Regions from separate parts of the Homo sapiens genome. Here region 1 is linked to region 2. A link is an interaction called in ENCODE POLR2A ChIA-PET data of the cell type or tissue named here. Cell type or tissue: A673. All regions are shown on one strand. Links, peaks and the distances in the headings refer to the core of each region. The heading gives the core; the rest is flanking DNA.

Region 1 (10,158 bases), core at 2,463-7,462, 64 kb before region 2:
GTTTTTTTTTTTTTAATAAATGCCCTTTCTTGTGTCAGTTTTGATACACCTCTTTTTTTGTTAGGAATCTATGTAATTCACCCAAAATTTCAAGTTTATTGCCATAAATGCATAATATTCTTTGTGACCTTTTAATGTTTATAGGATTTGTAATAATGTCCCTTTTTCATTAGTGATATTAGTAATTTATATTTTAGTAAATTATATTTTATAATGTATATTTTCTTTCCTCTTTTTCCTGATTAGTTTTTCTAGAGATTTAACAATTTTATTAATTTTCCAAAGAACCAGCTTTGGTCTCAATAATTTTTACTATTATACATTTATTTTCTAGTTCATTGATATCGTGCTTAGCTTTTTTACTTTCTTCCTTTTATTTTTTCTTGGGTTTAACTGGCCTTTTATTTTAGCTCCATGAAAACGTTGCTCATTGGTTTTAGTCTTTCTTGCCTAATATATGAATTTAAAGCTATAGCTTTCTCATAAGTTTATTAATTATGTAGTTCAAATAATCTATATCCTTATAGGGTTTTTGCTTGTTTTACATTTTATTTCTTTACATGAAAAAATACCATTTTCACATAAAGAAACTATTTTCACCTAAAGAAATAAAATGGACCGGGCATGGTGGCTTATGCCTGTAATCCCAGCACTTTGGGAGGCTGAGGTGGGAGGATCACTCAAGCCCAGGCTGAGGAACATAGTGGGACTCTGTCTCTACAAAAAATTGAAAAATTAGCTGGGCATCAGCTGGGCTCAGTGGCTCATGCTTGTAAACCCAGTACTTTGGGAGGCCGAGGCGGGTGGATCATTTGAGGTCAGGAGTTCCAGATCAGATCAGCCTGGCCAACATGGTGAAACCCTGTCTCTACTAAAAATACAAAAATTAGCCAGGCATGGTGGTACACGCCTGTAATCCCAGCTACTCGGGAGGCTGAGGCAGGAGAATTGCTTGAACCCATGAGGCGGAGGTTGCAGTGAGCTGAGATCATGCCACTGTACTCTAGCCTGGGTGACAGAGCAAGACTGTCTCAAAAAAAGAAAAAAAGTTAGCCAGGCATGATGGCGTGTGCCTATAGTCTCAGCTACTTGAGAGGCTGAGGTAGGATTGCTTGAGCCTGGGAGGTTGAGGCTGCAGTAAGCTATGATCATGACATTGCTCTCCAGCCTGGGTGACAGGCTGAGACCCTGTCTCAAAAAAAAAAAAATAATAATAATAAAAATAAAAAATAAATAAAATGAATTCCATTAGAAGTCATTAAAATGAGGCTTTATTTGTTAATTCATTTTGCTTGTTTGAATCTTTTAATTAGATCTGCATGTTTTCCCAAAACTGAACTTGTTACTTCCAGCTACAGCATGGATCAATTTGTGCTCACCTTTTTCTTCCATCTGTGGCTCAAAATTCATCCCTTCTAGAAAGTTCTCCCTTAAATTAACTTCATTCTATGAAGTTAATTTGATTCCTCCATTACTCTAACTCCCATTAATTATCTAATATTTTACATTGCACTATTTTATTTTGCACTGCTAAATAGATATCTAAAAAGTATTTAAGAAGGCATGATTAACAATGCTGAACAGTGCTAGAGAAATGATAAAACCGTGTAGCTTATGGCCACTGCAAATTTGTGGTCTCCAGTCTCAGCCTGATTCTCCACATTGCTCTCTAATCCTTCTATCTATTCATGCTCAGTATCCTAAGCTTTCATGCAGTGGTTCTTTCAAACCCTTGCCACTCTCTTTAAGTGTTACCCTATCACTTCCTCCCCTATAATTTTCAACTGTCAATTTTTTACTACACAAATAAAGGGGGCTGTGATGTATGCAAGCTTTCTCACTCCCAGCTCCACATGGCTACAATATATTTTGTTTTCTACAGCTACCCTCATCTCTGTCTTAGGAAAAGGTGTTCTCCTGCTTAGGAATAATATTGCTATCTCTCTTATGTGTGTCTCTTTTCACCTCTATGATTTATTCTTTCTTATAAATCTTCCACAATTGGCTCATTCTCCTTAATATATGCATACACATACCAAAATCTCTATCTTACAAAAAAACCCAGCACTAAAATACTTCCTTGATTCTACAGCAACTCCTCCCCTCAACCTAATCTTTTCCAGCCAAGGTTCTTCAAAGACAGAGTTATATTCCTTGTATCCACTTTCACCTACTAGCCAGGTTTTGCCCCATTATAGCCTCTACCATCCCTTTCCCTATGCTACTGAAATTTTTCTACCAAAGATTAAGGATGCAAAACCTTATTGTCAAATGTAATGTGAACTTTTCAATTGTTATCCTCTTTGTTGGCAGCTGACATAATTGACTCAATCCATTGAAACACTACTTGTAGGGCATCTTTCTCACAATATTCTGTGCCCCTGTGTGTGTTTGTTTTGAGATGGAGTCTGCTCTGTTGCCCAGGCTGGAGTGCAGTGGCGCAATCTCAGCTCAATGCAACCTCCACCTTCTGGGTTCAAGCGATTCTCCTGTCTCAGCCTCCTGAGTAGCTGGGATTACAGGCATGTGACACCACGCCTGGTTAATTTTTATATTTTTAATAGAGATGGGGTTTCACCATGTTGGCCAGGCTGGTCTCAAACTCCTAACCTCAGGTGATCCACCTAGCTCGGTCTCCCAAAGTGCTGGGATTATAGGCGTAAGCCACCATTCCCAGCCTCGATTTTCCTCTTATCTCCTGCTATCCCTTCTCAGTCTCTTTTAAGGGCTCCTCTTAAATATCAATGTTTCCTTAGGATTCTGCCCTGGGCCCATTTTATTTTACTATACACATTCTCTCTAGGCAACACTCCTGGCTTCAGCTTCTACCTATTAATTACATGACCTCCTATTTCCAGATCAGACTTCTCACAAGCTTTAGAGCTACACATCCAACTAAGTATTAAACATCTTCAGACCCCCATCTCTGAAATGGAATCTATCATCTTTTCACTTAAAATGTGCCCATTCATTTTCTATCTCTCGGAAGGGATTGCTATCTACCCAGCTGCCTAAGCCAGAAGTCCAAGAAAGATTCTAAACCCCTTCTGTCCTTAATGTCCAGTCATTAATTTCTGTTTATTTTCACCTCCCAAGTATTTCTTACAACCACAACATCTTTTCTAGATCTACTGTCATTATCTTGGTTCATGACCTCATAATAACTGTAGCCCCAAAATTTCCCTGTATTCTTCAAAATTTATTTTTGAGTATTATTAAAACATAATACACAATAATTGTACTATTTATGGGGTACATGTAATATTTTGATACAAGCATACAACGTATAATGATCAAATCAGGGTAACTGGGGTATGCATCACCCCTCTATTTTTTGTTTATAATTTTATCCAAGTTACATATGTTGTCATATGTGGCTCTACAGGGTTAATAACAAAAAATCAGCAGTCCTCTGCCCTCTTCTCAAGAGATAACCCATTTTTTCCCCCTTTAGCTCACTATTTTGATCCTGACTTTCATGTTTCTAAATAACTTGCCTGTGTTGGTACTTCTTGATTTTTTAGTTTTAGGCATATCTAATGACTTCCTACTAGGGAACCGTTCATTCATTCACCCAGCAAATACTTATCGAGTGCTTAATATCGTGCCAGGCACGATTCTGAGTGTTTGAGATATAACAAACACAACAAATAACCATCAGGGAAAAAATATGAACAAACATAAATTAGAATATTATATAATTCATTATAAAACAGGATCTTTCTTAGCAAGGTAAGATGCCCTTCTTTTGTGCTCCAGTAGTGCCCTGTTCACAGCCCTACCATAGTCAGCACATTCTATACTACAATCCTGTGTAAGACTGTGGTTGGTAGTGACTGTCTTGTTTAGACCTAAGTTATAGTCTTCCTATGGTTCTGATGAGTCCAGTGGTGGTGACTGGAGGGAGCTCTCTGGAGAACAGAAGAACCTCCTGGGAAGGTGCTGGAGAGCTTAGGTTATCATAAAAAATGAGCTAGGGTAATTCTGGAGGAGCTGACTCCACAGATCTCTAGATTAACTGCAAAGACTTGTTAAATCCCAATTTACCATTTGAAGTGTTAAAGGTAACAAATTAGGATCATCACAAAGGAAAGCTCCTTACCTCATGATTAAATTTTAAAAATTGGCCAGGCGCGGTGGCTCATGCCTGTAATCCCAGCACTTTGGGAGGCTGAGGCAGGCGGATCACAAGATCAAGAGATCTAGAACATCCTGGCCAACATGGTGAAACCCCATCTCTACTAAAAATACAAAATTTAGCTGGGCGTGGTGGCGTGCGCCTGTAGTCCCAGCTACTCGGGAGGCTGAGGCAAGAGAATGGCGTGAACCTGGGAGGCAGAGCTTGCAGTGAGCCAAGATTGCACCACTGCACTCCAGCCTGGTGACAGAGCAAGACTCTATCTCAAAACAAAACAAAACAAAACAAAAAACAATCGTACCAATGACTAGTAAATGAAGTTTAGAAATGTTTGAACATTTCTGATTAAACATGATAATTCAATTTTAGTGTAACAGATCCTAATTTCTTTGCTTTGTTAGCTTATTTTTAAATTTTTTAATTTTTATTTTTTTGAGACAGGGTAGAGTGTGGCACAATCTTGGCTCAATGCAACCTCTGCCTCCAGGGTTCAAGCGATTCTCATGCCTCAGCCTCCCGATTAGCTGGGACTACAGGCGTGTGCCACCACACCCAACTAATTTTTGTATTTTTAGTAGAGATGGTGTTTCACTTGTTGGCCAGGCTGGTCTTGAACTCCTGACCTCAAGTGATCCGCCTGCCTTGGCCTCCCAAAGTGCTGAGATTACAGGTATGAGCCACTGCACCCGGCCTGTTAGGCTGATTATAAAAAAGGATAAGGCTGGGTGTGGTGGCTCATGCCTATAATTTCAGCATTTTGGGAGGCAGAGCTGGGAGGACTGCTTGAGCCCAAGAGTTGGAGACCAGTCTGGAAAACATACTGAGACTTCGTCTCTACAAAAAATAAAAAAATTAGCTGGGTGTGGTGGTGGGTGTCTAGAGTCCCAGCTACTCAGGAGGCTGAGATGGGAGGATCACTTGTGCTAGGAGGTTGAGGCTTTGGTGAGCCTCATGTCACTGCACTCCAGCCTGGGTGACAGAGTGAGACACTATCTTGAAAAAAAAAAAAAAGATACAAAAGGATAAAATTAAGTACATATCATTATTTTTTCATTATCACTTTACTTATTTGCTTGATTATTAAAAGGAATACAATGAGGTAAAAGGGTGTTTCATAACTTACTTTTCAAAAACTTTGCCCAGAATCACAAATTGGTACATTAGTGGGTTTTTGTTTGTTTAAAGTTAAAGGCTTACTTAATTCTTTGACATAGTAATGAAAACTATATTATGAGCTATATATTTTAGAATTAAATATTTTACATATGATAACCCTCCCTTAATAACATTTTCTTTTTTTTACATTTTGTTATATTTTTATATTTTTTGCCTCTTTAAAAAATAATTTGGTTTTGAATATTAAATTTACATATTTCTAAGTTAAATCAACATTCGTAGAGGAATTATCAAAAAAAACTAGTAAGTCTGAAAAAAAAACCATATTTTTATATTCTGAGGTCCTATATATGCTATGGCTAATTCTCTAATTTTAAAAAATGCTGAATATTTACATAATGTTTATCAAACTATTATTAATTTATATTTGAGTGCTTTATTATATTGGAATTGCAGTAATATTAACATTTGTATAAACACACAAAACCTTGTCTTTTCTTGCTAGAAAGAGATGTAAAAATCTGAACTAGTTGAACAGTCTTAACTCATTGTCTAGCCAGATGTGGTGGCTCACCCCTGTAATCCCAGCACTTTGGGAGGTTGAGGCGGGTGGATTGCTTGAACTCAGGAGTTTCAGACCAGCCTGGGAAACATTGCAAATCCCCATTTCTACCAAAAATACAAAAAAAATTGGCCAGGTGTGGTGGCAGGCACCTGTAGTCCCAGCTACTTGGGATGCTGAGGTGGGAGGATCACTTGAGCCTAGGAGGAAAGCTGTAGTGAGCAGAGACTGTGCCACTGCACTCCAACCTAGGTAACAGAGTGAGAACCCATCTCAAATAATAATAATAATAACAATAAAGAACTCATTGTCCATTGGTAATAATAAATGTGTTTACGATGCAACAAAAAGTGTAACACAAAAATATATTAAATGCTGCAGCAAGTATTTACATATATGTACCTCATTTTTTTTTCTTTCCACTAAGGAAGGTGCTTGTCTACAAATAGACAAACACAAATGCTTTGGTGTTTACAATTACAAACACCCCAAGTCTAGAACTTAAAAGTGGCAGTACTTTTTTTGGGACTTCTTCAGTTAACAGTTACTTTACACAGTGCTAAACTTTTTACTCTTAATTACATTTTTGGATGATATTTATATCCCATTGTCCTAGAACACTGTGATCAAACTATTTTTTTTTTTTTTTGAGACGGAGTTTTGTTCTTGTTGTCCAGGCTGGACTGCAATGGCACGATCTTGGCTCACTGCAATCTCTCCCTCCCGGGTTCAAGGGATTCTCCTGCCAAGTAGCTGGGATTACAGGTGCCCACCACCACACCTCGCTAATTTTTGTATTTTTAGTAGAGACTGGGTTTCACCATGTTGGCCAGGCTGGTCTCGAACTCCCGACCTCAGGTAATCCGCCCACCTCAGCCTCCCAGTGTTGGGATTTTGGACGTCAGCCACTGCACCTGGCTGATCTAATTATTTTAATAATAGTTTAATAGAAATGTCAGAAAAAGGAATTTCTGGAAATAAACAGGTTTTATAAAGGTTTTTTCTGTAGATTACAATTATATTTGTCTCAAGTATTTAATTAATTTGGAGGAAGAAATAAAAGTCATAAGCAGTCAACATATCTATGAGATATAAGGAGCATCCCCTATGTTTCTTTATTATTTTATTTTTTGAGACAGAGTCTCGCTCTGTTGCCTAGGCTGGAGTGCAATGGCACGATCTTGGCTCACTGCAACCTCCACCTCCTGGGTTCCAGTGATTTTCCTGCTTCAGCCTCCCAGGTAGCTGGGATTACAGGCATGAGCCACCACGCCCAGCTAATTTTTGTATTTTTGGTAGAGACGGAGTTCCACCATGTTGGCCAGGCTGGTCGAGAACTCCCGACCTTAGGTGATCCACTCGCCTGGGCCTCCCAAAGTGCTGGGATTACAGGCATGAGCCACTGCGCCCAGCCTTCCCTACTTTTCTGATACCTAATGACCTTAGCTAACAAGGAAGCCACACCTTGAAAAGCAATTTTGAAATCTCTGTGAGAGTAGATTAAATCTTGGAGATAGACAATGACATACGTGTATCTGTTTACCAGGTAGAAGGGCAGAAAAATAAATAAGGACAATTTTCTCCTACAGAGTAAAACACTTCATCAGTAGATAAGATTGAAGATCATATAAAGGTGTTTTACTGATTACTAATGCACAGATTAAAACGGTAAGCCATCTTAATTTTTTAAAAATTTGCCAATTATCATACTTCATTTTAAAAAAAATCTGAGGACAGAAACTTGATTATTGATTATTTAACATATTTTGAAGTAACATAGAATGAAAATTGGTTACCTAATCAAGTAGCAACAGAAGAGTAAACTAAGGATGAAGACAAATATAGCAGTACCAAAAACCACAATATATATGTTGAGAGGCAGATTCTGGAATCCAATATTAGGCATCCTGAAGTTGTAATGTGGGAAATCCGAGCTCATGGATGAACTGTGGGGGAAGAAAAGAATGGAAAAAAAATAGGTAAAGACTAAGAACCAAGACAGCATTATCATTGTGCACGTATAGAGGCACAATGACCTCATCTGAAACAAATATGGTAGACAAAGTGTTAATATTCTTGCCATTCATTCATTCATTCACCATGCCAAATATTTACTGAGTATTATGTACCTGGCACTATTTCAGAGACTGGAGATCCAATATAAAAAGCTTTGCAAGTTGCATTTATTCACTAAAAGGCATTTCACTAAAATAATGCCAGTAATTAATAAACATGAAAATGTTCAACCTCAGAGAAGTGCAAAAAGAAAAAAAGTTTTAAGATTCTTCAAACTCTTTAGCCTTTAACCTAATAACTCAACCCTTGAAGTAACAATATTTATAATGGTAAAATATTAGAAATAACTGAGATATCTCACAAGGAAATATGATTAATTATATAGTCATATGTTATAGTATTAAAGGGTCATGAAAACATTTTCAAGTAATTTTTTTTTTCTTTTGAGACAGGGTCTCATTCTGTCACCCCAGGCTGGAGTGCAATGGTGTGATCTCAGCTCTCTGCAGTCTTAATCTCCCGGGCTCAAGCAATTCTTCCACTTCAGCCTCCCAAATAGCTAGGACTACAGGCGCGTGCCACCACACCTAGCTAATTTTTAAAAATTTTTTTGTAGAGATAGCATGTTGCCTAGGCTGGTCTTGAACTCGTGGGCTCAAGCAATCATCCCTACTTGGCCTCCCAAAGTGCTGGTATTATAGGCATGAGCCACTGTGCCCGGCCAATTTCTCCCCATTCTATACACAAGGAAACTGAAGCTTAGACAGTTCTGGTCCCATGGCCATGACTGACCCGGTATGTACACAGCCAGAGCCTCTCCAACTCCAAACTCAGCAGTCTCAGTCCATATGCTCCACTGCCTTGCTCATGTGTTACTTTTATAATCAGAAACAGTAAGTGTTGTTTAAACATTAAAAAAAAGGACTATTTCTGTCAGTTTGTTTGAGAATACTTACTGATTACTACAGTTAAAATTCCACAGATAAAGGATGCCTCTCCTGTAAGTGATAAGCTGTAGTTTGTCATTTTGATTCCTTACAAAATAAAGAGTTCCTGCCAGGCCTGCTTATTAAGACCAAAGATTGACAATGGAATTATAACTATGAATACTACAAATCCAAACCCAAACAAAACTCTACCAAGCAAAGAAAACTTCTACTTTTATTTATGCATGGTAAATTAAAAATGTGTTCACAGATTTTTAGTTTTCTTGTAGGTTCCCAGAAGAGTATATTTATACTGTTGACACCACTGAGATGCTAACTGGCTGTATCTGAAATCTAAATCTTATGATTAGTTTCCAGTCTCTAGTAACATATATCAGGAAGTCAGTACCTGCAAAGAACAACTTCATCCCATGTAAATTCTTCTCTGACAGCTTCCAAACATAAATAATGGGTAATATTTAATTTTGAACCTTTGGCCATTTTCTGGGTTGGCTCAGTTAGAGCAAGTGCTTTTACTCAAATACATATTTAATTTCCTTTTTCCTACATTCAGATCTTCTTACGAAGGGAAGGAAGGATGTAGTTAAGGAGTGCTTTACCAAATATACATAGCACATACGCTGTGGAGCTATTAGAAAATTACAGGGCACAAAACTCAGCTCTTAACTTTCATATTGCTGACAGGGCCTCACTTGATGACCCTTGTTATAGCCAAGACTTAGATGGCTGTCCTTTAATCCCTTAGAAATATCCCTCCCCAGACAAGACTGGCTTGGTAAAATATCTCTCACCTTAGAAAATAAGGGATTAGGCCAGGTGCAGTGGCTCACACCTGTAATCCCAGCACTTTGGGAGGCTGAGGTGGGTGGATCACCTGAGGTTAGGAGTTCGAGACCAGCCTGGCCAACATGGCGACAATGTGTCTCTACTAAAGATGCAAAAATTAACTGGGCGTGGTGGCACACACTTGTAATCCCAGCTACTCAGGAGGCTAATGCAGGGGAATCGCTCAAACCAGGGAGGTGGTTGGTTGCAGTGAGCCAAGATTGCTCCACTGCACTCTACCTGGGTGACAGAGCGAGATTCCATCTCAAAAAAAAAAAAAAAAAAAAAAAAAAGAAGAAAATAAGAGAATAAACATCTGTACTGGGCAAGCTAAGAGGAAATAGGCAAGTGACAGAAAGTGGTATGGTAGAAAGACGGAGAGGTTTGCAGTCAGCAAAGCTGGATGCTTGCTCCCAGGATGTCACTAGCTAAATGTCAGAGCTTGGCCCATCTATACTTCAATTTTCTCATCTTTCAAATGGGATAATGGGATATTCAAATGGGATAATCTAACAACTTTAAGGAATTCCTGAAAGGATAAAATGAGATAGCAG
Region 2 (10,158 bases), core at 2,717-7,716:
AGTTGGGGAGAAAGCGTAGGTTTCTGTGTGCATGGTACCTTTAGGACTGGCTGTGTGTCCACCCACAAGCCAGCGAAGGAGGTGGGAACCTGGGATTCTGTTTACCCAGCCACCAACAAGCCCCGTTGCCTTTCTGGCACACACAAGCCCAATCACCCAGAACTCCTGAAAATATAAATGTTCTCAAGATCTCATGTGGGAGCTTTTTAGCTGAGACCAGCCACACATGCAGGAGACTGGAAGCACTATTTCCCAGGGGTGGAACAACCTGCTCAGACTCACTTTTAGATTGGAGGATACCCATCTCAGCGTGGATTCTCCCAAGAACAGATCTTAAGACAAGGGCTTGGATGTAGGTAATTTACTTGGGAGGTGATTCCAGGAAATAAGAGTGAAGAAATGGGGAAAGCAAGCTGTGAAAGGGAGAGAAGCCAACAGTAAGGTATGCTGATGGGCCAGTTACTGCCATGGGCAACTGAGGCTCAGTCTGGCTTGGCGTCCACTGAGAAACCTTGTAGAACAGCCCTCAGCATTGTCTGCCTGGATGACCAGGAGGCCAGAGTATTTCTCCACTGACTTCAGTGTCTTGGTTGCTTTTCTTTTCTTTTTTTTTTTGAGACGGAGTTTCGCTCTTGTTGCCCAGGCAGGAGTGCAGTGGCATGATCTCAGCTCACTGCAACCTCCGCCTCCCGGGTTCAAGAGATTCTCCTGCCTCAGCCTCTCAGGTAGCTGGGATTACAGGCATGCGCCACCATGCCTGGCTAATTTTGTATTTTTTTAGTAGAGACGGGGTTTCTCCATGTTGGTCAGGCTGGTCTTGAACTCCCGACCTCACGTGATCCACCTGCCTTGGCCTCCCAAAGTGCTGGGATTACAGGCATGAGCCACCGCGCCTGGCCCTCTTTTCTTTTCTTTTCTTTTTTTGAGACAGAGTCTCACTCTTGTCACCCAGGCTGGAGTGCAGTGGCGCCATCTAGACTCATTGCAACCTCTGCCTCCTGGTTGTTCAAGTGATTCTTGTGCCTCAGCCTCCTGAATAGTTGGGATTACAGGCGTGTGCCACCATGCCCAGCTAAATTTTGTATTCTTAGTAGAGACAGGGTTTTGCCATGTTGGCCAGGCTGGTCTCAAAATCCTGGCCTTGAGTGATCTGCCCAGCTCAGCCTCCCAGAGGGTACTTTCAAGTTACATCTATGGAACAAAGCAAGCCGCTCTGCTAAGCTCCTCCAGTTATTGATTACACAACCCCCACAGCTGTGACCACCATTTGGCTACCACCATCATCACAGCTTCTGCCCCTCCAATTTCCCCCAGCCAATTATATCACTGCCTTTTCTCTCTGCTAGGTTCTGTTAGGCCTGAGCTTTAAAGAGAAAGGAATAAAGTGGAATGATATATCTTTGCCCATAACTCATTCTAGGAAAAAGGAACTATGCTGGTTTTCTTTTTCCTCCATTTCAACCTATCCAATCTACCCAAATAGTTCCCAATCATTATCACCTCATCCCAAAGCAACAGACGGGAAAGAGGAACAGGGCAAGAAAGCAGACAGGCTTTCTGGAGTGACTTTTATCCCCACAGAGTCATAGATGCAGAGTTGGAAGAGATGAATTCTCTCATTTGGGAGATAAGGACACCATGCAGATAAAGAGACTCTGTATCTTCTGCTTTTCCTGCTGCTGCAGTGCTTCCTCCAGGCAGGCTTCCTTAGTTTTTCTTGGCTTCCTACCCTTCCAACCTACGCCATCATAATCTGGACTCCAGCCCTTTATTCCCTCAAAGGCTGACTCAGGCCATGACTGAGGGAAGAAGCTTGGATTCTGTAGTGGAACAGCATTGTCCATGGGGAGACACGGCTTCCATCCCAGGCCTTTGGTTCCATTACTTAGTTTCTCACTTGCCTGTCTGTCATCCAAAGGGGCTCACAAGGAGGGGAATGCAGGGAGGAGACATCTCCCTAATACCATTGGAGTTTTTTTCCAGGTTAAGATGGTGCATTGAATCCACCCATCTACTTTTGCTCCTCCCAAAACTCACTAAAACTATTATAAAGGGATTTTGTTTAAAGACACAAACTCATGAGGACAGAGAGAACAGAGTAGACAATAGTGGGGGAAAAATAAGTTGGAAGATAGAAAACAGATGGGTGAGTGGTAATCGACTCAGCAGCCCCAAGAAAGCTGAAACCCAGGGAAAGTTAAGAGTAGCCCTATTTTCATGGCAAAATCCAAGGGGGGGTGGGGAAAGAAAGAAAAACAGAAAAAAAAATGGGAATTGGCAGTCCTAGATATCTCTGGTACTGGGCAAGCCAAAGAATCAGGATAACTGGGTGAAAGGTGATTGGGAAGCAGTTAAAATCTTAGTTCCCCTCTTCCACTCTCCGAGCAGCAGGTTTCTCTCTCTCATCAGGCAGAGGGCTGGAGATTTCACCTCCGGAGAGAGTAAAAAGGAGGATCTCTGGGCTGGGGCACCAGGCGTGGCTGAGGACAAAGGTGGCATGTGGAGAACAGGGGCGTTAAGTGACTATTTCCTCACTGCATGCTGAGAACCTCAGCTTTCTTCTCTGATCACTTCCCAAATCACTGGCAGCTACTCTCCACCTCTCTTCTCTGAGCACTCTGACCAGCCAAAAGGGAAAGAATGAAGGATACTGGCATTCAGATTTCCAGTAAACGACCATCCATGTCTCCCTACGGTGAATCACAGTTGACAAGCCCAGTTCCTGCACTCAGGGTTTTTCATAGTCCTTTACTCTTAATCAAGAGCAGAGAGCTAAAGATTATGTCTTAGGTTCCCTAGAAACAGAAGCTGTGATGCAGATTCAGATGCATGCGATTTATTGCGGGCGGGCCCTCAGAAGAAGCTCCTTTTTCCACCTCCAGAAAGAGCATGGAAAGGAACTGAGCAAGGATGTGGTCTTGGCTGGAGTCTAGCCTCAGTCTGACCCACAGGGAGCCCTGGAGCATGAATTGCACCACAGGGTTGATCTCACCTTGAAGCAAGAGGGCCAGCTTTTGTATCCATATATTGATCAATCACTGGCTGTGGGCTGCCAGGGAGGAAGCCATGAATTCCCAGGCAAGGTAGTTCCTACTTGAGGACAATTCTTTAGATAAAGTGGCAGCTCTGGTCTATTTATGACCGAGATTTATAGCAGCTGAAGGTATGGGCAGAACACCAATAACATCTACTGTAGATTACCAGATTACCAAATATCTGAGGAAAGCTGCTAACATGGAAGATAGAAAATAAATAACAATAAAAACAAGTCAAAACAAGCAAGCAAACTAATAATTAAAATAAACAGAAAAAGGCAAGTTGGAGGAAACCAAGATTTATTTTTAAGAATAAGAGGTGATAGGCAGTTCGGCGGTCCAGTGGGTCTGTCTCTTGCTTCAACAGTGTTTGGACGGAACAGATCCGGGGACGGTCTTCCAGCCTCCGACCGCCCTCCAATTTCCTCTCCACTTGCAACCTCCGGGACCATCTTCTCGGCTATCTCCTGCTTCTGGGACCTGCCAGCACCGTTTTTGTCGTTAGCTCCTTCTTGGCGACCAACCATGAGCTCCCAGATTCGTCAAAATTATTCCACCGACGTGGAGGCAGCCGTCAACAGCCTGGTCAATTTGTACCTGCAGGCCTCCTACACCTACCTCTCTCTGGGCTTCTATTTCGACCGCGATGATGCGGCTCTGGAAGGCGTGAGCCACTTCTTCCGCGAATTGACCGAGGAGAAGCGCGAGGGCTACGAGCGTCTCCTGAAGATGCAAAACCAGCGTGGCGGCCGCGCTCTCTTCCAGGACATCAAGAAGCCAGCTGAAGATGAGTGGGGTAAAACCCCAGATGCCATGAAAGCTGCCATGGCCCTGGAGAAAAAGCTGAACCAGGCCCTTTTGGATCTTCATGCCCTGGATTCTGCCCACATGGACCCCCATCTCTGTGACTTCCTGGAGACTCACTTCCTAGATGAGGAAGTGAAGCTCATCAAGAAGATGGGTGACCACCTGACGAACCTCCACAGGCTGGGAGGCCCAGAGGCTGGGCTGGGCGAGTATCTCTTCGAAAGGCTCACTCTCAAGCACGTCTAAGAGCCTTATGAGCCCAGCGACTTCTGAAGGGCCCCTTGCAAAGTAATAGGGCTTCTGCCTAAGCCTCTCCCTCCAGCCAATAGGCAGCTTTCTTAACTACCCTAACAAGCCTTGGACCAAATGGAAATAAGGCTTTCTGATGCAAAAAAAAAAAAAAAAAAAAAAAAAAAAAGAATAAGAGGTGATATTACACCCATGAAACAAGAATAAGATGCTATTTTGAGACAAGAAACAAAAAATAAGCTTTAAAATAAACACACACACATACACACACATACACACAACAGCAGAAATGAAAAATTCAATGGATGGCTTGAGAAAAATGTCTAGAATATCTCACAGAAAATAGATCTGAAAGACAAAACAATGAAAAACAGGAAAGAAAAGATGAGGAATGTAGGGGGAATAGTCCAAAAGGTTTAACATCTGAATAACAAGCATTTCAGAAAAGGAGGGAAGGAAATCATCAATGTGATAATTCAAGAAAAATTTCCCAAATTGAAAAACATAAATTGCCAGGTCAAAAGGGCTCACCGTTTGCCTAGTTTAACCAAGGCACATAATTGTGAAATTTCACAGCCCTAAGGATAAAGAGATGATTCCACAAGCTTGAACAAATAAAAGAATAAGTCATATACTAAGTCTTAAGAATCAGCATGGCTCCAGACTTCTCTTCACTGGAATTGTTCCAGCAACACTGGAAGGTAGAATACTAGAGTAATATCTTCAAAATTCTGAAGAAAAATTGTTTCCAATCTAGAATTCTATATACAGTGAAACAATCAAGAAATGAGTGGAATGAAGACAATTTCAGATATGCACATCCCATGTTTCCTTTTCTGGGAAGTAATTTAAGGATGTGCTCCACCAAACCAAGGGAGTAACCCAAAGAAAAAGACACAACATGTGGGAAATGGGAGATCCAACACAGGGGAGAGGGATGAGGAATCCCTATGAGGCTGAGATGATGAAACTTGGAGGATTGGAGCAGAGAGACTCAAGAGATAGATATGTTAAAGACTGTCATCACCAAAGTGACTACTGTCATATTGCCATCTTTATAGCCACTTTTTGTTAGAAGCACAGACTTTTGAGGTAAATTAGATAAAGGACAGAGATCCCACATACTGTTGGAAAGAGGACTGGCCTAATACTGTTGAGGCTTGGGTTCTAGTCCTGACTTACTCTTGAAGTAGGTATAAGATCTGGGTATGTCATTTTTCCTCCCTGGATCTCAGGATTATCCTCTCTACATGTCAAGGATAGGCTAAGTGAATTACATGTATTTTTAAGGCTATTGTGCCTTAGTGACATGTATTCTTCATGGCACTGTATACGGTTATATGGCTTTTGAAAATGCAGAGTCATGTAACTACCTCCACAGTCATGCTACAGAACAGTTGCATCACCCCCCAAAAATCTCTCATAGCTCCCCTTTGCAGTCAGCCTCTTGCCTCCCCCTTAACCCTGTCAACCACTGACCTTTTCTCCCTCCCTATAGTCTTACCTTTTCTAGAACGTTAGATAAATGCAGTCATACAGTATGAAGCCTTTCAGATCTGGTTTCTTTCATTTAACACAGTGCATTTAGTTTTATGCACTAACCAGCAATTACCACTGATCTTGTTTTCAGTTCTCTCCCAAAGCAGATGCTAAGACAAGAATTCAAGTGCAAGTAGTTTATGTGGGAGGTGATCTCAGGAAGCACCAGTTAGCGGAGTGAGACAGGGAAGGGAAAGAAGCCAATACAGGATATGTCAGCAAGCAAGCTACCACTGTGGGAAACAAGCTCACCCTGCTGGAGACTCTGGGATCCAGTGCAGAGCACACATCTCAGCTCTATCCAGCCCAAGGAGCGAAAAAGCTGGGATTTTTATCTACCAACTCCCTGTCCATCAGTGGTTGAGTGCTACTTCTTAGGGCCTTCACTCTCCAGCACTTCTGGCTTGCCCTGTGCACAGACCAAGCATGTTCCTGTGACTAGAAATAAAAGCCCCCAGGCAGAAAGCAACAGATGTTCACATTAAGCAGCTTTCCATGTGCAGGGGCGAATGCCAAGGGTGATGTGTAAGACACTGGCAGCGTCAGCTGCTTCCAACCCAACCCAAATATTTTTATTGTTGTATGTGAAGGGAAGCAAATATATACTATAAATTCTTAAATTCATTCTGCTGGATAAAGAGAGAAAAGTCCTGGATTTCTTCTCAATAGGCCAATTTTAAAGGCTACTTTTCATATATAGGATGGGCAAAGCACTTTTAAAAACATTTATCTTAGATTTTCACTGTATTTATGGTTTACAAGGGTGCTTTGCATGTAAAACTTAATGTTTAAATAGCACAAGCTCATACAGTCCATATTCAATCCCTCGATTATTAATACAAAACTCAATTCAAGCAAAGACAAAGGATATAACAGAAGCTAAATCCAACTTGTGAATAATGAGAATAATTGATTTGTTTAGGTTCTATTATTCAGAAAGTTATGTCTTTGTTTTTTTTTTTTTTTTTTTTTTTCCAGGCAGGGTCTTGCCCTGTAGCCCAAGTTGGAGAGCAGTGGCACAATTATGGCTCACTGCAGCCTTGACCTCCAGGGCTCAAGGATCCCCATGTAGCTGGGACCAGAGGCACACGCCACCATGCCTGGCTAATTTTGGTATTATTTTTTGTAGAGATGGGGTTTTGCCATGTTGCCCAGGCTGGTCTCAAACTCCTGGGCTCATGCAATCCACCTGCCTTGGCCTCCCAAAGTGCTGGGATTACATGCGTGAGCCACTGCGCCCAGCCAGAATGTTATGTTTTAAATTTATCTGTGTTATCAGTTGGGTCTCTTTGCTTCTTTAAAGAAAATTTAATATTTAAATTAACTTTTTTTTTTTGAGATGGAGTCTTGCTCTGTTGCCCAGGCTGGAGCGCAGTGGCGCGATCTTGGCTCACAGCAACCTTTGCCTCCTGGGTTCAAGCAATTCTCCTGCCTCAGCCTCCCGAGTAGCTGGGATTACAGGCATATGCCACCATGCCTGGCTAATTTTTGTATTTTCAGTAGAGACGGGGTTTCGCCATGTTGGCCAGGCTGGTCTCGAACTCCTGATCTCAGGTGACCCACCCACCTCGGCTTCCCAAAGTGTTGGGATTACAGGCATGAGCCACTGCGCCCTGCGATTAACTTATTTTTTATACATCTAAAATGTACAAGTGCAGTTTTGTTACATGGATATATTGCATGGTGGTAAAGCTTTTAGTTTACCACTGAGATGTATTCTTTGTATCCTGTCTCTGGCAGTCAGCTCACAGTGTATTCTTTGTATCCTGTCTCTGGCAGTCAGCTCACAGAAATCCTCGCTGGCTCCAGCCACACCCAGGATTGTGTGATTCCTTGGGGGCTGGCTGCCGCTCCTGTGTGCCTCTTGACGCCCAGTGTATTCCAAGGTCCTGTGCTGGGCCAGGGGAACTTAGTAGATTATCTAAGGCACTTCTTTATTTTTGGGTTATTCTCAGGTGTGCACAACTCATTCTTTTACTTCCACACTTTGCTGGCTCTTGGCAGCCCTGGCAAGGCTGTCTCAACCTGCCTCATGTGCACACAGCTATCTCTATTTGGGAGTCTAACTGCCACCCTAAGCTCTATCCAGGGTTCTCACTGTACTTACATCCCCCAAACCTGAATGGGTTTCTTCCTTCTTTCCTTCCTTCCTTCCTTCCTTCCTTCCTTCCTTCCTTCCTCTCTTTCTCTCTCTCCTTCCTTCCTTCTCCCTCTCTCTTTCTCTCATCTCTCTCCTTCTCTCTTTCCCCCTCCCTCCCTCCCTCCCTCCCTTCCTTCCTTCTCCCTCTCTCATCTCTCTGTCTTTCTCTCTTCTTCTGTCTTTCCCTTCCTCCCCTCCCCTCCCTCTCTCCCTCCCTCCCTCCTTCCTCCTCCCTTCCTTCCTCCTCCCTTCCTCCCTCCCTCCCTCCCTTCCTTCTTTTCAAGACAGAGTTGCCCAGGCTGGAGCGCAGTAGCACAATCTTGACTCACTGCAACCTCTGCCTCCCAGGTTCAAGCAATTCTCCTGCTTCAGCCTCCTGAGTAGCTGGGATTACAGGTGTCCACTACCATGCCTGGCTACTTTTTGTATTTTTTTGTAGAGATGGGGATTTCACCATGTTAGTCAGGCTGGTCTCAAACTCCTGACCTCAAGTTATCTGCCCACCTCAGCCTCCCAAAGTGCTGCTGGGATTACAGGCATGAGCCACCACACCCGGCCCAAGCTCTTTTCCTTAGACATCCACCATCATGTGACTCTCCTTACTACTGAGTTTGGGGATTTATTCTGTATATGTGGGTGAATGCTTGCTCTCAAATGCATTCTTTCAAATCCGTTATATTGTCTACACCTATATTCCTCTAGGTTTCTTTCTAATGAACTTTCTTTAAAATTTACTTTTAATTTTGAGACAATGGTAGATTCACATGAAGTTATAAGAAATAATACAGAACAATTCTGTATAGCCTTCACCCAGTTTCCCCCAATGGTAACATCTTGCATAACTATACCATAGTATCATAGCCAGGAGATTGACACTGATAACGTCAATCTTATTCCATTTTCCCTAGTTTTATAGGACTTGTGTGTATGCATGTATTTAATTCTATGCAATTATCATATGTATAGATTCGTGTAATCACCACCATAGTTGAGATAAAAAATAGTTCAATCACCACAAGGATCTTTTGTGATGTCCTTTAATTTATTTATATTTATTTATTTATTTATTTTTCTGAGACGGAGTCTCGCTCTGTCGCCCAGGCTGGGGTGCGGTGGCATGGTCTTGGCTCACTGCAACCTCTGCCTCCCAGGTTCAAGCGATTCTCCTGCCTTGGCCCCCCAAGTAGCTGGGACTACAGCCACGTGCCACCACACCCCGCTGATTTTTTGTATTTTTAGTAGAGACGGGGTTTCGCCATGTTGGCCAGGCTGGTCTCAAACCCCTGACCTCGTGATCTGCCCACCTCAGCCTCCCAAAGTGCTGGGATAACAGGCGCGAGCCACTGCGCCCAGCCTTGCCCTTTTATAATCACACCTGCATCCTCCCTCCCGACCCGCCTTTTCCCTAACTGGCAACTATGAATGAGGGTTCTCCATCTGTATAATTTTGTCCTTTCAAAATATTATATAAATGAAATCATGCTGTATGCAACCTTTGAGAACTGGCTTTGTTTACTCAGCATACTACTTCCCTGGAGATTCATCCAAATTGTTGCACGAATCAGTAGTTTGTTCCTTTTTATTGCTGAGTAGTATTACAGGGTATGGATGTTCCACAGTTTGTTTAACCATTCACCTTTTGAAGAGTATCTGGATCATGTCCAGTTTTAAGTGTTACAAAGAGTCAACACAATAAGATAGTGATGAACATTTGTATATGGGTTTTTGTGTGAATATAATTTCTCTGGGATAAATGTCCACGAGTGCAATTGCTAAGTCACATGGAAGTTGCATGTTTAGTTTTGTAAGAAACTACCAAATTGTTTTCCAGAGTGGCTGTGCCATTTTACATTGCCACCAGCAATGTATGAGTGATCTGGTTTCTCTGCATTCTCACCAGCATTTGTTATTGTCATAACTTTTTATTTTAGCTATTCTGATAGGTGTGTAGTAATAACTGATTGTAGTTTTTACTTTGCATTTCTCACGTAATTACTGATGGTGAACTTTTTTTTTCTTATCTCTATTTGCCATCTGTATATTCTATTTAGTGAAATGGCTGGTCATATCTTTTGCCTATTTTCTAAGTGGATTATTTGTGGGATTTTTTTTCCCCTTGAGTTTTGAGAGCTCTGTATGTATTCTAGATAATAGTTCTTTGTTAAACATGTGGTTTGCAAATATTTTCTTTCAGTCTGTGGCTTGTCTTTTCATCAGCTTAAAGGGTCTTTCACAGAGTAAAAGTTTTGATGAAGTTTAAATTATCCAATTTTCCTTTTGTGGATTGCACTTTTGCTGTTAATCCTAAGAACTCTTTGCTTAGCCCTAGATCCTGAAGATTTTCCCCTAAGTTGTTTCCTAAAATGTTTGCATTTATATTTAAGTTCA

What was found. Peaks named below come from ENCODE experiments on the same cell type or tissue, not always from the same donor. Only the 100,000 strongest peaks of a DNase experiment are listed, where the experiment ranks them.
Region 1: POLR2A ChIA-PET joins it to region 2 with 8 read pairs; 6 of 35 experiments call an interaction of 5 or more read pairs at or near these places.

What each region holds. Positions count from the first base shown.
Region 1 is chr20:3,956,263-3,966,420 of GRCh38, forward strand. It overlaps RNF24 (ring finger protein 24), which reads right to left. Exons shown (of 6, transcript NM_001134337.3): 2 at 7,613-7,762. The coding sequence starts at 7,755. Among named protein-coding and RNA genes, the nearest start is that of MIR103B2, 44 kb to the left of the region's middle. In A673, for the core only: no CTCF peak of the experiment used is centred there; no DNase peak of the experiment used is centred there.
Region 2 is chr20:4,020,357-4,030,514 of GRCh38, forward strand. It overlaps the pseudogene FTLP3. Among named protein-coding and RNA genes, the nearest start is that of RNF24, 9.9 kb to the left of the region's middle. In A673, for the core only: a CTCF peak has its summit at 5,891; DNase peaks (open chromatin) are centred at 5,825 and 7,695; H3K27ac peaks cover 1,315 bases.